Regions from separate parts of the Homo sapiens genome. Here region 2 is linked to region 1. Evidence: read pairs that join two places in POLR2A ChIA-PET (ENCODE). Cell type or tissue: HCT116. All regions are shown on one strand. Links, peaks and the distances in the headings refer to the core of each region. The heading gives the core; the rest is flanking DNA.

Evidence for each region. ChIA-PET counts read pairs that join two places held together with the same protein. Peaks named below come from ENCODE experiments on the same cell type or tissue, not always from the same donor. Only the 100,000 strongest peaks of a DNase experiment are listed, where the experiment ranks them.
Region 2: POLR2A ChIA-PET joins it to region 1 with 8 read pairs; 5 of 35 experiments call an interaction of 5 or more read pairs at or near these places.

The regions. Positions count from the first base shown.
Region 1 is chr22:20,757,153-20,761,152 of GRCh38, reverse strand. The region is part of intron 23 of PI4KA (phosphatidylinositol 4-kinase alpha); the gene reads left to right. Among named protein-coding and RNA genes, the nearest start is that of SERPIND1, 15 kb to the left of the region's middle. In HCT116, for the core only: no CTCF peak of the experiment used is centred there; no DNase peak of the experiment used is centred there.
Region 2 is chr22:20,415,785-20,421,320 of GRCh38, reverse strand. It overlaps the pseudogene RNU6-225P. Among named protein-coding and RNA genes, the nearest start is that of SCARF2, 19 kb to the left of the region's middle. RefSeq lists an enhancer at 1-550. In HCT116, for the core only: a CTCF peak has its summit at 2,998 (motif pointing left); a DNase peak (open chromatin) is centred at 2,980; H3K4me3 peaks cover 864 bases; H3K27ac peaks cover 485 bases.

The DNA of each region.
Region 1 (4,000 bases), core at 1-4,000:
ATATACGCCTTAATGGTTCTACTGCTGGTGCAAGGGCCCCGAACAGAAGGATGGTCATTCTAGCCCACTATCTATGCTCAAGTGTGCTCCAGCACTCATCTAGAGGGACCAGGGCTCCTCGGATGGGCACTGATGGACCTGCAGCAACTTGCTGTTGCCAGAGAGCAGTCATGGTTTTTAAACGTCAGGAGCAGGAAACAGTAGTTTGTGCCTGTAGTCCCAAGTTACTTGGGAGGCTGAGTGGGAGGATCGCTTGAGCCCAGGAGTTCAAGATTGCAGTGAGCTATGATCATGCCACTTGCTTCCAGATGCAACTTGTCGTCAGACCCTGAGTGCACAGAGGGCCTCAGCTGTTACCAGCCCTAGCCCAGGAGACCAACTCCTGGGAAGACAGAGAAATGGTGGAAACTGTAGGAAGGCATAAAAATGTTACAATGATCAAAACCCTATGAAGACAAAGCTAAGATAAGAATAAAAAGGAGAGATGGAAACTGGGAAGGTTACCAGGAGACCCTCTGGATTGATGGAAGTGTCCTCTAGATTGTTTGGGTAGTGGTCCCGTGAGTGTGTACAGTTGTTAAGTCATGGAATTGAGCACATAAGACCTGTGGATTTTATTATATGCAAATTATACCTTAATTTTTTTAAATTGCAAAAGGCTAATATTAGTTTTACAAAAGTGTATTTAGCCAATAAAAAGATATTAAAATAGAGACAACAAAGGAAAAAGTTAAATGCTGCGTATAAGCACTTTTTGGCCAGTTTTAGTGTAAGGGCACTAAGAAGTCTGATTTATAAGGTGTTTAAAATCAAAAATTTAAAATATGCTGAAATGTTAGACCTAAGTTTTAATTAAATGCTTAGAATAATTTGATAATTTTTGTAATTATGATGAAATCATGTTTAAATATGCAAGGGAATTGGGGAGAATCCACAAATTTTGATTAACTGTATGAATAAATTCTTTGAGGCATGCTTATTGATAAATTCTTGAGATTGACAAATTTAGTATTAATGAAGTACAACTAACAGTGTGTAGTCCTTTCCGCACCAGAAGCCTTTGATAGGTTGGTGAATCTATCAACTTGTTCTTGCTTATGGAGAAATTATTTCCGATACTTCTTGTACCATTTTTTCTTTTGTTGAAAAATCAGGCTGGGCACAGTGGCTCACAGCTGTAATCCCAGCACTTTGGGAAGCTGAGGCAGGTAGATCACCTGAGGTCAGGAGTTTGAGACCAGCCTGGCCAACATGGTGAAACCCCGTCTCTACTAAAAATAAAAAAATTGGCTGGGTGCGGTGACTCACACTTGTAATCCCAGCACTTTGAGAGGCCGAGGCAGGCAGATCACAAGGTCAGGAGATCAAGACCGTCCTGGCTAACACGGTGAAACCCTGTCTCTACTAAAAATACAAAAAATTAGCCGGGCGTGGTGGCCTGCGCCTGTAGTCCCAGCTACTCGGGAGGCTGAGACAGGAGAATGGCATGAACCCGGGAGGTGGAGCTTGCAGTGAGTGGAGTTCACGCAACTGTACTCCAGCCTTGGTGACAGAGTGAGACTCTGTCTCAAAAATAAATAAATAAGCCGAGCGTGGTGGTGCACGCCTGTAGTCCCAGCTGCTGGGGAGGCTGAGGCAGGAGAATTGCTTGAACCTGGGAGACGGAGGTTGAGGTGAGCCGAGATCGTGCCTCAGCACTCCATCCTGGGTGACAGAGAGACTCTGTCTCAAAAAAAAAAAAAAAAAAAAAGAAAAGAAAAGAAAAAGAAAAATCAACGCTTCAAGAAATGTTTTTTAAAAATCACCCCAGGCCAGGTGCAGTGGCTTACGCCTGTAATCCCAATACTTTGGGAGGCCAACCCAAGTGGATTACTTGAGGCCAGGAGTTTAAGACCAGCCTGGGCTACATAGCAATACCCCATCTGTACAAAAAATATAATTAGCTGGGCATGGTGGAACATGCCTGTCGTCCTAGCTAGTCTGGGGGCTGAGGCAGGGGGATCCCTTGAGCCCAGTTCAAGGTTGAAGTGAGCCAGGATCGCACCACTGCACTCCAGCCTAGGTGACGGAGCAAGACCCTGTCTCTTAAAAAACAAACAAACAAAAAAATGCCCCAGGGGCTCTGAGATACTGCTTCAGGTAAGACTCTTCTAGTAAGTCCTTTGTGGAGCACTTCACACTGCTGTACAACAGTCAGGAAGTCAGGTGCATGAATTTATTTTTGCAGCTGGGAGCCAGTGGAGTTGGCAAGGAAAGACTGTGAGGGTTCTGGAAGCTCCCCCTTCTGGCAGTAAGGAGGGGATTGGAGTGAGCAAGGAGCCCATTTGAGGCCAGGGATGGGAGGTGCAGGCAGGCAGTTTCTACAGAGAAGCCTCTTCCAGAGGGGATGTAGACACAGGGCGGGGTGGGGGCCACATTCAGAGAGTCTCACACACATGCCCCAGGACCAGTTGGGGCTATAAGAGAGATGCTGTCAAGCTCTGGCTGAACTGTTCATTGATCTGTTCCCCTCATCCGTCCACCTTGCATTTGTCCATGTAGTAGCAGATTTTGTGCTAAGTTTTGTGCTAGACCAGGGGTGTCCAATTTTTTGGCTTCCTTGAGCCACATTGGAAGAAAAAGAATTGTCTTGGGCCACACATAAAACATACTAACACTAACGATAGCTAATGAGCAAAAAAAAAAAAAAAAAAGAAAAGAAAGAAAAATCACACACAAAAAATCTTATAATATTTTAAGACATTTAAGACACAGAATCTCATGTTTTTTTTTTTTTTTTTTTTTTTTTGAGACAGAGTCTTGCTCTGTTGCCCAAGCTGGAGTGCAGTGGAACGATCTCAGCTGACTGCAAGCTCCGCCTCCCAGGTTCATGCCATTCTCCTGCCTCAGCCTCCCAAGTAGCTGGGACTACAGGCGCCCACCACCACGCCTGGCTAATTTTTTGTATTTTTAGTAGAGACGGGGTTTCACTGTGTTAGCCAGAATGGTCTCGATCTCCTGACCTCGTGATCCGCCCGCCTCGGCCTCCCAAAGTGCAGGGATTACAGGCATGAGCCACTGCGCCCGGCCCAGAATCTCATAATGTTTAAGTTTACAAATTTGTGTTGGGCCACATTGAAAGCCATCCTGGGCTGTGTGTGGACTGCAGATTGGAAAAGCTTGTGCTAGACAATTGGCCCACCCTGCGATTCTTTGGTTCTAGGAGAGAGACTAAGCAACAACAAAATTGAAACTGCCAACCTCTAGAAGAATTAAGCACCTAGCACATTATTCAGACAAGACCTGAGGAGACAAAAAAAGGAAGAAAAAGGCTGGGTGCGGTAGCTCACGCCTGTAATCCCAGCACTCTGGGAGGCTGAAGTGGGTGGATCACTTGATGTCAGGAGTTCGAGACCAGCCTGGCCAACATGATGAAACCCCATCTCTACTAAAAATACAAAAATTAGCCAGGTGCGGTGGCGTGTGCCTGTAGTCCTGGCTACTTGGGAGGCCAAGGCAGGAGAATCACTTGAACCTGGGAGGCAGAGGTTGCAGTGAGCTGAGATCACACCACACACTCCAGCCTGGGAGACAGAGTGAAACTCCATCTCAAAAAAAAAAAGGAAGGAGAACCTAGCAGATTTTGCCAGCCTTCTAGAGAATATTCATAAACCGAATCAGATCCCTTTCTGAAGTGAGATGTCTCATTCGCCCTTCTCTCTGAGCTCTGTTTTTCTGTTCCTGTGACATCAGAGGACGTTAAATTGTTCCGGGGGACTGATTGTTCCTCCTCACCTTAATTCAAAATAAAGCGATTTTCATTTTTGCAGTACATTGTACTCTTCCACATGGTTTCAAACTGATTATTTTTGTTCTGAGCGTGGCACTTAGCCAGTAAATGTACAGCTATTGAGTGTATATCCCTCTTATATTTTTCCTCTAAAACATGAAAGATAAGAAGGAAATGTCTTTGGAGACATATATTATTCTTGAATTTTCAGAACCTACCAGGAGGAGAGGG
Region 2 (5,536 bases), core at 893-4,892, 340 kb after region 1:
AAAAGAAGAAGAAGAAAAAAAAGAAATGTAGACACAGATATGCACCCTGCACCCCCCACATCACACTCACAGAACACACCTCATCCTGCAAAACACACACACACACACACACACACACCCTCTGACACACAGAAACACCAAGAGACCCTCACTCTGCAACCATAGACACCTTCCACCAGACACAGAGAAACAGCAACTTATACAACCTGCAACACACACATGTGCCACCAGAGCCGACTAAATACTGAGACACACACATCAGCCAACACACAGAAGTGTAACCATCCTACCGACAGATGGCATACACAGCATCCATGCCCTACTAAGCATGGAGGCGGGCACCCACCCTAAGATGCACTCACTGCACTAGAAACAGATCATGAGGCCCAGCGTGGTGGCTCACGCCTGTCATCCCCACACTCAGGAAAGCCAAGGCAGGAGGCGCACTTGAGCACGGGAATTCGGATAGTATCTGTGGTCTTTCACCCTGCAGATACACACACAGACATGCCACCAGGCACACAGAAACACCAAGACACAGTGGGAACACGCACACTGGAACACACAAACTCCTACACACACAGGAGAACGCGGAGGCCGCTGGCAGTACTGAAATTCATCTCAGCCCTGGGTTCCAGGGAAATGGTGCTCACTGAGAAATTGCCTCTTCCTTTGCGTTCTGAGAAATAGTGAGACCAGAAGGAGCACTTTGCCCTTGTCCATTCTAAGACCCCGCCTCCAGCCTTCCACATGAGTCTCTTATTTACCAGGCCCCTCCTTCCTCATTAGTGAGTTTTCTTCCCATAGCAGTAGCCTGAATAAAGTCATCTCTTTATGTGTCTGGTGCATTCCCCCCACAGTCTTTGTGCCTTGACCTGGCATGGGTTGGACTTACCTTCCCATCCCCAATGACTGCAAGCAGGTGGTGAGCCCTCTCTGAGACCCGCAAGCCGCCCCTGACTGGCCATCAGGGTGGGGGACCTTCAGTGAGTATGACCCCTGGTTGTGTGCTCCTGGCTTTTGTCCGTTGGTGGCATAGTGACAACTTTATTTTGATTCTTTCAGTTTCATGGTCTGAACATTTGGTGGTCTCTTTAAACAGATTGGTGGTTTATAGACGTCTTGTCTCTGTTGGGTGAGAGACGACAGTGTGTGGTTTGAGAGTCTTTTCTGTTTGTTCATTTGTTTAATTGAGTTTAGTTAAAAATTTGGGCTAAGATTGGTGGCTCACATCTATAATCCCAGTGCTTTGGGAGGCTGAGGTGGGAGGATCACTTGAGGATAGGAGTTCAAAACCAGCCTGGAAAACATAGCAACCCCCATCTCTAAAAAAAAAAAAAAAAAAAAAAAAATTAAAAATTTAGCCAGGCACGGTGGTGGTGTGCACCTGTAGTCCCAGCTACTCCAGAGGTTGAGGTGGGAGGATCCCTTGAGCCCAGGAGTCTGAGGCTCACCACTGTACTCCAGCCTGGGTGACAGAGTGAGAACCTGTCTCTAAAAAATCCAAGAATTTGTCCCCAGTGGGAAGATGGTTTGGAGATGTGATCAGCCACATCCATGGATGGAGCTGTGCTGTCATTTAGGTAGGTTGGATTGGCTGTCATATGCATAGGTAAGCGACACACCCAACAGTTAGTATGCTTGAAAATAGGCCTGTTCCTTGGGTGGGGCTAACATGCAGAGGATTGGTAAAGCCTCCTGAGAGGGCGGTGGGGTCAGGGCTGGGGTTAGGAGGGCAGAGGTCAGGGCTAGGGTTAGGAGGGCAGCCTGTAAGAGTTGAAAACAAGTTAGTGAATTTGTGGTGGTTGGGCTGCCAGGGAGGAAGAGGAGTGGGAAGGGTGGGAGGAAGGCCTTTGACAGGGGTACAGTAGGAAGCAGGGTGTAGAGGAGTCAACCTGGGGCCAGTTCAGTTGTTGTGTGGACGGTGGACAGGGGTCATCTATCTTCGGGTGAGGTCATTGTCTCCATGAGTCCAGCTGCAGGGCTGAGGTCACTCACCTGGTAAAGAAGCTGGTTGGGGTGAGCTCCTGGGCCTCCCTGAGTCTGCAGTGACCTTCGCCCAATAATGGACCTCGAGACATAACCACAGCACTGTGGTTGGACAGTGCCAGTGAAGAAGCCATTGTCCTGCTGTCACATTGGGGATACCGTAATTCCAAAGCTGCCTGCTGCACACACCCCACCAGAGGTATTCCAGCGGCTGCTTCCTATTAATAGTCTGACGTGCATTGTGAGGGGCAAAATGTGCACACATGACACTCATTCGAGAGCCTCAGCAGTGGGCATTCCAATTACACTGCTGCTTCCCGTGTGTGTGTGTGTGTGTGTGTGTGTGTGTGTGTGTGTGTGTGTGTCGGGGGGGCTCCTTTATGAGTTAATTTTTTTTCTGAAACAAAAAAAATTGCTTAAATTACTTATTTGGCCAGGCGCAATGGCTCACGCCTGTAATCCCAGCACTTTGGGAGGCCAAGGAGGGTGGATCACTTGAGGTCAGGAGTTCAAGACCTGCCTGGTCAACATGGTGGAACCCCGTCTCTACTAATAACACAAAAATTACCCGGGCGTGGTGGCGCCTGCCTGTAATCCCAGCTACTCACTGCAACCTCCGCCTCCCGGGCTCCAGCGGTCCTCGTCCCTCAGCCTCCCGGTATTTGCTGGTTTTAGAGGCGGAGTCTCGGCAGGTCGACCCGGCTGGAGCGCAGAGGCTATTCCCAGGCGCGATGCCACTACTGACGCGCTCCGTTTCCAACTGGGGCTGCCTCGCCCCTCCCTAGGCGGCCTGGTGGCAGAGGCCACCATACTGATGCCGGCTTCAGTGAGGACCTGGATCGGCACAGCGCACTGCAGCGCAGAACTCCCGGTCACGCGATTCTCCTGCCTGGGCCTCCCGAGCAGCTGGGACCGCAGGCACGCGCGGCGCCGGCCCTTGGAGCTCAGAACCGCCTTTCGGACTGCATCCGGCACCAGGCAGCCAGCGGCTAGTGGGGGCCATGGAATCGTGCTGCCATCTGGCGGCTGGATGGGTAGCTGCTGCTTTTTTTTTTTTTTTTTTTCTTCTTTTTGAGGCACGGCCTCACTCTGAGGCCCAGGCTGGACGCAGTCACTCAATAACCGCTCACTGCAGCCTCCATCCCCCGGGCCCAAGACATCCTTCCATCTCAGCCTCCGAAAGTGCTGAGATTACAGGTGTGAGCCACCGCACCGGGCCGGTGCCACCTTTTTTTTTTCTTTTGAAACAGAGTATCCACTTTATCGCCCAGGCTGGAGTGCAGTGGCGCAATCTTGGCTCACTGCAACCTCTGCCTCCCAGGTTCAAGCGATTCTCCTGCCTTAGCCTACAGAGTAGCTGGGATTACAAGCGCGTACCACCAAGCCCGACTAATTTTTGTATTTTTAGTAGAGACGGGGTTTCACCATGTTGGCCAGGCTGGTCTCGATCTCCTGACCTCAAGTGATCTGACCACCTCGGCCCACCGAAGTGCTGGGATTACAGGCATGAGCCACCACGCCCGGCCGGTAGCATCTTTGAAGAGCCTAAACAAGTGGGGGTAACAGCCTGGGGGAACTTCGGCGCAGTTCTGTTTGTGCGGCCCGGTGGGGCCTGCTACGGGGATGTGGTGTCCCAGGCCCAGATTATCCCCCAAAGTAGGCATAGCCAGGTGAGGACAGCCAGAAGTCAGCGACAAATACTGTGCAGTTCCATGTATGTGGAGTATCTAGAGGAGTCAAATTCGTAGAGACAGGCGGGGCGAGGTGCCTCACGCCTGTAATCCCAGCACTTTGGGAGGCGGAGGTGAGTGAACCACCTGAGGTCAGGAGTTTGACACCAGCCTGGCAAAAATACCAAAAATACAAAATTTACCAAAAATACAAAAATTAGCCGTATGTGGTCGTGTGTGCCTGTAATCCTAGCTACTTGGGAGGCTGAGGGAAGAGAATCACTTGGACCCGGGAGACAGAGTAGCGGTGAACCAAGATTGCGCCACTGCCACGGCACTGCACTCCAGCCTGGGTGACGAGCAAAACTTTGCCTCAAAGAAAACAAATGAACAAAAACAAAACAAAACAAAAAAATTAGCAGGGCATGGTGATGTGTGCCTGTAGTCCCAGCTACTTGGGAGGCTGAGGCAGGAGAATCGTTTGAACCCGGGAGGCAGAGGTTGCAGTGAGCCGAGATCACGCCACTGCACTCCAGCCTGGGCGACAGAGCAAGACTCCATCTCAAAAAAAAAAAAAAAAAAGAAAAAAAATTCTGTAGAAACAGAAGGTGGAACCGTGGTTACCACGGGCTGGGAGGTATGGGAATTAGTGTTTAATAGGAATGCAGAGTTTCAGTTTCGGGTGATGAAAAGATTCTAGAAATAGATGGCAGTGAATGTACTTAATGTCACTAAACCGTGCACTTAAAAATGATTAAAATAGTGCTCGCTTCGGCAGCACATATACTAAAATCAGAACGATAGAAGTTTCTCATGGCCTCTGCCCAAGGGTGACACGCAAATGTGTGAAGCGTTCCATATTTTTATTTTTATTTTTTATTATTTATTTATTTATTTATTTTGAGACGGAGTCTCGCTCTGTCACCCAGGCTGGAGTGCAGTAGCACAATCTCGGCTCACTGCAAGCTCTGCCTCCGAGGGTCATGCCATTCTCCTGCCTCAGCCTCCCGAGTAGCTGGGACTACAGGCGCCCGCCACCACGCCCGGCTAATTTTTTGTATTTTTAGTAGAGACGGGGTTTCACCATGGTCTTGATCTCCTGACCTCATGATCCACCCGCCTCGGCCTCCCAAAGTGCTGGGATTACAGGTGTGAGCCACCGCACCCAGCCAAAGTGTTCCATATTTTTAAACAGATATATAGACCAATGGAACAGAACAGGGACCTCAGAAATAACACCACATATCTACAACCATCTGATCTTTGACAAACCTGACAAAAACAAGAAATGGAAAAAGGATTCCCTGTTTAATAATGGTGCTGGGAAAACCGGCTAGCCACAAGCAGAAAACAGAAACTGGACCCCTTCCTTATACCTTATACAAAAATTAACTCAAAATAGATTAAAGACTTAAATGTAAAACCCAAAAACCGTAAAAACCCTAGAAGAAAACCTAGGCAATACCATTCAGAACATAAGCATGGGCAAAGACTTCATGACTAAAACACCAAAAGCAATGGCAACAAAAGCCAAAATTGACGCATGGAATCTAATCAAACTAAAGAGCTTCTGCACAGCAAATGAAACTATCATCAGAGTGAACAGGCAACCTACAGAATGGGAGAAAACTTTTGCAAGCTACCCATCTGACAAAGGTCTAATATCCAGAATCTACAAGGAACTTAAACAAATTTACAAGAAAAAAACAACCCCATCAAAAAGTGGGCAAAGGATATGAACAGACACTTCTCAAAAGAAGATATTTATGTAGCCAACAAACATATGAAGAAACGCTCATCATCACTGGTCATTAGAGACATGCAAATCAAAACCACAATGAGATACCATCTCACACCAGTTAGAATGGCGATTATTA